Linked DNA regions of Mus musculus: region 1 is linked to region 2. Evidence: chromatin contacts called from ENCODE Hi-C or POLR2A ChIA-PET data. All regions are on one chromosome and are shown on one strand. Each heading gives the region's core, a stretch centred on a gene start or an enhancer-like site at or near the end of the contact. The rest is flanking DNA. Distances are from core to core; before and after follow the strand shown.

Region 1 (3,466 bases), core at 734-3,233, 430 kb after region 2:
ATGTAGTAGAAGTTAGCTTTGAACTTCTGGTCTTCCTGTTTCCACTTTGCAAGTTCTAGGATTTCAGCACACACAGCTACACCTACCTGGTTTGTGTGATGCTGGGATTAAACCCAGGGCTTTGAGCATGCTAAGCAAGCTCTCTACCACCTGAGCTACCTCCTCAGCCCATCAAGTCCTTTAGTATTTTATAATTTATTTGGTTTTCCAAGATAGGATTTCTCTGTGCAGCCTTGCCTGTCATGGAACTTGCTCTGTAGACCAGGCTGGCCTCGAACTCAGAAATAGATGCCTGCCTCTGCCTCCCAAGCACTGGGACTAAAGGTGTGTTGGCACACTGCCTGACTTCTTTTTTATCTTTATTTTTAAAGATTTATTTATTTATTATATGTAAGTACACTGTAGCTGTCTTCAGACACACCAGAAGAGGGCGCCAGATCTCATTACAGATGGTTGTGAGCCACCATGTGTTTGCTGGGATTTGAACTCAGGACCTTTGGAAGAGCAGTCGGTGCTCTTATTCACTGAGCCATCTCACCAGCCCCAATTTTTTATTTTTAAGTATGTGCATGTGTGTATGTGTGTGTGTGTGTGTCTGTGTGTGTATACAGTGCCTGTAGAAGCCAGAAAAGACACAAGAGCTTGAGACAACATGCTAGGAACAAGAATAGAATAAAAAGAGGGAAATGGCAAAAAGCAGGATGAAAGTGAAACAAATCAGCAGGATGTTAGGTTCTCTGCTCAGAAGGACTGACAAAGGAGCAGAAGTTTGAGATAATGATCTGCTGACAAAACAGGTCAGGATCAGGAAGGGAGAGATACTAACACCAACTCTACTGATCCTAAACTTTCTGCAATAAATTATGCTGGAGTTTAAACATTTCCCTAAATGCTCTCCAAACTTTTTTTTTCTAGTTTAAAATGCAGCATTCTATGTGCAAATAACTTCTCTAGTACTTAATTACATTTATCATTCACATCAGACTCGCGTAATGTAGAAACTGGGCCTAAGGAAGTAGTGTAGAAGGAGCATTTAGAATAAATGAAAGATCTCAGTCATTTTTCTGCTAACAATGCACATGGCACTAAAGACGTTGGGCTGAACTACACGGCCTTCAAGTTTCTTGGCAGCTGAAGTTCGGTGTGTATTATTGAAGTCCAGTGTAAGCTACTGGGAAATGGATCAGTTTAAATCCAATAGATCCTACTATGGAATTGCAGCAAAGTTTATTGTGAGGCTTTTGGGTCTCAAAAATTGAAGTTTAGGTCCCTTCCCAGGGTTAAGGGAATGTACACACCAGTGCTCCTAGGATGGGTGACGGCGTCAGCCCCTGAACATCAAACGTTGCTTTGTATTTTGAGACAGAATATTTGTGTTTATCAGGGTGGGTCTCCAACTGAGGGCTCTGCTCAAGTCGTGAGATTACAGGCTACCACACAGCAAATGGTCAGAGCAAACCAAACGTCCTGACTCTAAATGTGCCTTGCTGTCACAATGTACACATTCCAGCTCTGCCGACCCATATCCCTCTGCATCCTAAAGCTCCAAGCTTTTTCCTTTCCAGAGCTGGGAATACAACCCAGCCTCTCCCAGGGAGCCACACCACAGCTTCTCTTCTCCTTTAGCAAAAAGTCACTTTAAACTATTTGTATGTAATTAAGTTGTGCCTGCGTGTGAGTGCGGTGCCCTCGGAAGCCAGAAGAGGGTATCAGATTGGAGCTCCTGGCGCTTGAGAGACGCCGAGCACGGGTGCTGAGCCTCGAACTCGGATCCTCTGGGAAGCAGTGCCTGCGCACGGCAGTCTCCTGTCCCCGAGCCCTCTCGTTTCCGTGTTCTGCTCTACTTCGTCCTCATTCTCTCAGAGGCAGCGGGGACACAGATACTCCAGACTCAAGTAGGACTACCGACAACTGCAATACCCAACATAGTGGGAGACCGAGGGTCCTACTGGACCCCTGACCCGGAAGGACCCTAAGGGCCGGAAGTGATGGCAACCCCGCAATCCCCGCTTCCCTAGCAACCCGATCGGCTTCCTAGCGACGTAAAGTGGCTGTGCAGTCCCTGGTCCCGCCATGCCAGTGCGAGTGAGCGAGTTCAGCTGGCAGCAGACGCCGGCCACGATCTTCCTGTCGCTGCCTTTGCGGGGCGTCTGCGTGCGCGATGCTGACGTATTCTGTGGGGAAAGTTACCTGAAGGTGGGCGGGGCGGAGATGCAGTTGCTGTGCGCCCCGGGAGCAGGAGCTGTCTTGTAGAGTGTCCATGGCTTTACTTTTTTAAAGTTAATTTTTAATTTACATTTTTTACCCTTAATTAATTTATTTTTGTTATGCTAAGGATCAAACCCAGCATCCTGTGTATGCCAAGCCACTGAGCTACATCTCTAGTAACTATGTATATATTAAATGTATGAATGCGTGCATTCATGAGTGTGCATCAGGTGTGTGCAAATGCCTGCGAAGGCCAGAAGAGGGGGGTCAGATCTCCTAGAACTAGAGTTACAGATGGTTGTGAGCCACGCAGGATGGAAGAATAAGTGCTCTTAACCACTGAACCATCTCTCCAGCCCCAATAGCTACAGGGGTGTGAGCAGGGTGGAGGGTGTCTTATTCTGTAGCCCACACTGGCAATCCTCCTGCCTCAGACTTCCAAGTGTTGGGATTAATGGGATGCTCTCCCATCCCTGGCTAAACCTCAACTTAAAGTTGATAAACAAGTCTAAAGCTGCTGAGATGGGCCAATGAGTTAATGCACTACCACCAAGCCTGACAGCTGCAGTTCCGTCCCCAGAAAGGAGAAAACCAATTTCTCACAATTCTCTGACCTCCTCCTGCGTGCCATGGCACTCAGACCCACACACATGCGCACAACGTTGTCATTAAAACAACAGCTGGGCAGTGGTGGTGCTCACCTTTAATCCCAGCACTTGGGAGGCAGAGGCAGGCGTATTTCTGAGTTCGAGGCCAGCCTGGTCTACAGAGTGAGTTCCAGGACAGCCAGGGCTACACAGAGAAACCCTGTCTCGAGAAACCAAAAAACAAAGCAAAACAAAACCAACCATCCAACCAACCAACCAAACAAAAATATCTAAAAAAAAAAAACAAAAAAACCAAACCAACAACAAAAACAAATCTGTTGTCAGTGTGGTGTCATCTAGACATATTCAGGTTCCAGATTTGCTTTCATCTATTGCGTCCTCATATGCTTTGCTAAATTATGCTGCCTGGAATAAATTCAGTGGGGTTTTGAGAAACATTTTACACACACACACACACACACACCGGGATGGAGAAGGGGAGGGCTGGCTTCAAACTGGCTCCCTCACTTCGTAGCTGAGAATGGCCTGGGATGTCTGAGCACCCTGCTTCTACCTCCTGAGTGCCCGGATAACAGGCCTGGGACACCACACCAGGAACTATGTCCCCACCCTAGCATGTTTGCTTTTTTTTTTTTTTTTTTCTGGAATAA
Region 2 (3,464 bases), core at 279-2,778:
CTTTTCCCATTGTCTTTTTATATCATCTTCCCCGTGAATACAGAATTATAAATATGCATTCTGGAACACAGTCTGGATCCTCAGGAGGAAACTGTATTTTGCAAGGGTGTCCTTGCCTCCACCCATCCAGGTGCAAACATTCAGAGTATGGGCTTCCAGTCTGTATGAACCAGGCCTGAGGCCACATGGACAAAGCAAGAGAGTTTCAGGCCAAGGCAGGGAACAGAGCACTCAAAAGACCACGCAATCCAAGCCAATCAGATTCACCACCCACTAGAAGTCTGAAAGGTGGCAGGGCCTCCTAGCTCAAAGTCCATCCAGGAAAGTGGCCAGAAAATCTGACAGGGCCAAGTCTGATAGAAACACTGTCAGAGAAGTTACGGGCTGGGAGGCTCATTACAGCCACAGGCACTGAGAAAGGTCAGTGCGAGCTGTGCAGCTGTTCCATCTGGTGCCAGAGGCTTTGGCTGCTGTCTTCTACACCCAGGCGCTTAGCCTTCCTGACCAGCCCCACCTAGAAAAGCTAATTCTTCTGCTCTTCTAAGAGGAATGATTTGTTGGAGGCAGGGAGTCTCACTCTCAGCCAGCAAAGCTGTCTATGAATGGGAAGGGGGCGAAATGGTGGGCAGTCTCTGGCTGGGGTGAGTTTAGATGGCTGCGAAGGAAGAGCTCTTGGCTGAAGCTCGCGCCTCCATGTTGTATTACATGTGTTCCTTTTGAGAAACAGGAGGGGCCTTGGCTGCCAGGGACCCTGACAAGCCGCGACTTGAGCTGTGTGTCTCCGAGCCTGGGCTGAATTGGGAGTGTAGAGCAGGGAGGGCACTCCTGGCATAGGGGGTGGGGTGGGGAACAGCATGGGCAAAGGCACCAAGGAAGAATGAATCTGCTGCGCGCTGAGGATGGCATGGAGACTTCACTGATTGGAGCTGGGAGTTCTTGCAGGGGGGATGGAGGCGGCTGTGATTGGACGGCTAAAGTGGGGCCAGATTTGGAGGGCTTTGAATGCCCGACCGAGGAGCACTTCCACCAGCTTGCCACTTGCCATTTTCCGACCAGACCGAGTAGGCTCGCTGCGCTAGCTCGTCGAAAAGCTCTCACCTGCTCCAGCTCAGTCCGGTGGCTGAGAGAGGAAGCAGTCCTGACTAGTAGAGGGGAAACGCTCGCGAGCGTGTAGTGGGGGCGGGAGGGCGTGTAGATTCGTTTCACCTTACACACTAGGAAGCGATCAATTCTCCCTTCCACGCCGCACGGTGGCACAGGTCCACTCCCTGCCGCCGTCACGCGAGCCCGCTCCCCGCCCCCAACACGCCCCCCCAACCCCCTCGGCCGCCGCAGCCACCCGACCGCTCCCTCGGGGCCCCCGCCGCGGCTTCCTGGGCCCGCGGCCCGTAGCCGCTCCGCTCCGCCCCGCGCGCTCCGCGCCCCCCTGCGGCCCCCGCGCCGCGCCCGCACACGCGCGTCCACGCCCCCCGGCCGCGCGGTAGGTGTTGTGCCGTCTGCGCCGGGCCGCAGTGCGGCTGCGCGCGCTGGGCTGCTCCGGGCTGGCAGGGCAGCAGTGGCCGCGGCGGCGGCGGGGCCGGGAGCGAGCGAGGGAGCGAGCGGCGTGGGGGAGCTCGGAGGCGCCAGGCCCCCGGGGGAGGGCGGCCGGGGAGGCAGGCCCCCCGAGAGACCCGTCGGGTTGGATTTTGGGGCCGAGGGGGCGCCCGACCACGGACCTCGTTCTTCAGACGCCCCCCAGCCCCGGCCGCTGACGGGGGGCTGAGGGGCGCCGCCATGCCTCTGCCGCGGTGACGCGCGGGGCCGTAAGGAGAACCGGGAGAGGAACCGTGACGAGAACCGCGAGGAGAACCGGGAGAGGAACCGTGACGAGAGCCGCGAGGAGCCGCGCGGTCTCCCCGGGGATGTCCCTCAGGCGGCCGGAGAAAGCGACTCACTCGAGCCCTGGGGTATAGGCCTAGCTTATCCAGCTTCCTTCCTTCCTCCTCTTCCTCCCCCTCCTCCTCCTCTTCCTCCCCTCCCCCTCCTCCTCCCCTCGTCGTCCTCCCCTCCGCGTCTCTTCCCTCACCCTTCCCCGCGCCCCCATCTTCCCTCCCTCCCCTCCAGCAGCGATGGCAGAGGAACAACAACAGCCGCCACCACAGCAGCTCGATGCCCCTCAGCAGCTTCCCCTCAGCGCCCCCAACCCCGGGGTGGCTCTGCCAGCCCTTGTGCCCGGGCTGCCAGGGACAGAGGCCAACGCTCTGCAACACAAGATCAAGAACTCCATCTGGTAAGAGGATCCTCCATCGCTGGGGTAGAACAGCCTAGGCACATTGCTGCTGCAAAGGGGATGGGGGGCGGCGGCGGCATCCGAAGGGGAGGCTAATGCATTCATTGAAGGTGGGTTTCCAGAGCCGGGTGCATGGCTGTGCCACCTCTGGACGGGGGAAGGTTGCACCCACCCCTGGTCTCCTTAGACACACACACACACACACACACACACACACACACACACACACACACACCATGCTTCCCTCTTCTCAATTGTAAGCAGATAAACAAGTTATTTGTGCATTTTTCCATATACAGTAAGGGAAATATGGGTCAAGATTAAGTCATTGCATGATAGTGGCATGAATTGGAAACTTGTAATGTAAAAAATGTGTTGACTCCTTTTGTAGTCATAGGAGGAGCAAGAAGTGTATTGTGAATTTTGACCAAACAAGACATTGCATTAATATGCAGCACAAAAACCTAACATGTCTTTTTCATTCAATTGGATTAGCTGCTTTTTCTGGATGGTTTTGCCTCCTTTATTCTCGCACTTAATTTCCCTTCTAGGGAATTTATTCTTTGTATTGACTGTAAAGGAAATGCTTCTTTTGCACAAAGTATTTTATTTTAACGTAGAAATTTACAAGGTAAAGTGAAATTTTTTTAAATGTAAAAAAGCTCTTGCTATTTTGTGTAATTATTAAAAAGAGTCTAGATGGAACACTAGTCCTGTATTTTCTTGTATGGGAATTTGGGATATTTCAATGCTAATTGAACTCTTAGAGACTGATAACAATATTAATATATATACACAGAGTCAAGTCCATCTTCTATCAGAACCATTGCAAGTGTTCTTTAAATGTGAACTTGGCTTGTTTTGTAGGATTCTTTATTAACTGACCTTTTTTTAAAGCATAGCACTATTTTTAAAATGGAAAGGAATATATGGAATTTGGTCTAAGATTGCTTTTAATAGCAATTTTAAAATAGAATTAAGTATGATGTGAAAAAAATAGCCTTGATTTCTTTTGAGCATGAATCTAGCAGGTTCACCATTGACTATGACTACTAAAATAACAAAACTTGCAATTTGAAAACAAATGTATCATAAAGCAACTGGCATTGAATGTATAGCATTTGAACATTTCAAGACAGTGGCCAATTTTAAATACAAAATTAAAAGTTGTTATATAGTAATTTTCATTGTTTTC

Evidence for each region. A loop is a pair of places that touch in the nucleus more often than their neighbours do. ChIA-PET counts read pairs that join two places held with the same protein, here RNA polymerase II (POLR2A).
Region 1: a map of T-helper 17 cell shows a loop between it and region 2 (3-fold over the local background). The contact joins the promoter of Dnaaf4 here to the promoter of Rfx7 in region 2. A Hi-C loop is called at or near these places in 1 of 37 maps with a recorded cell type or tissue (T-helper 17 cell). POLR2A ChIA-PET finds 5 or more read pairs at or near these places in 2 of 5 experiments (both embryonic stem cell).

Annotation. Positions count from the first base shown.
Region 1 is chr9:72,956,802-72,960,267 of GRCm38, forward strand. Dnaaf4 (dynein axonemal assembly factor 4) reads left to right here and starts at 1,984. Exons shown (of 9, transcript NM_026314.3): 1 at 1,984-2,196. The coding sequence starts at 2,074.
Region 2 is chr9:72,530,712-72,534,175 of GRCm38, forward strand. Rfx7 (regulatory factor X, 7) reads left to right here and starts at 1,529. Exons shown (of 9, transcript NM_001033536.1): 1 at 1,529-2,269. The coding sequence starts at 2,109. It overlaps 4930509E16Rik (RIKEN cDNA 4930509E16 gene), which reads right to left and starts at 1,147. Exons shown (of 3, transcript NR_045735.1): 1 at 1,099-1,147.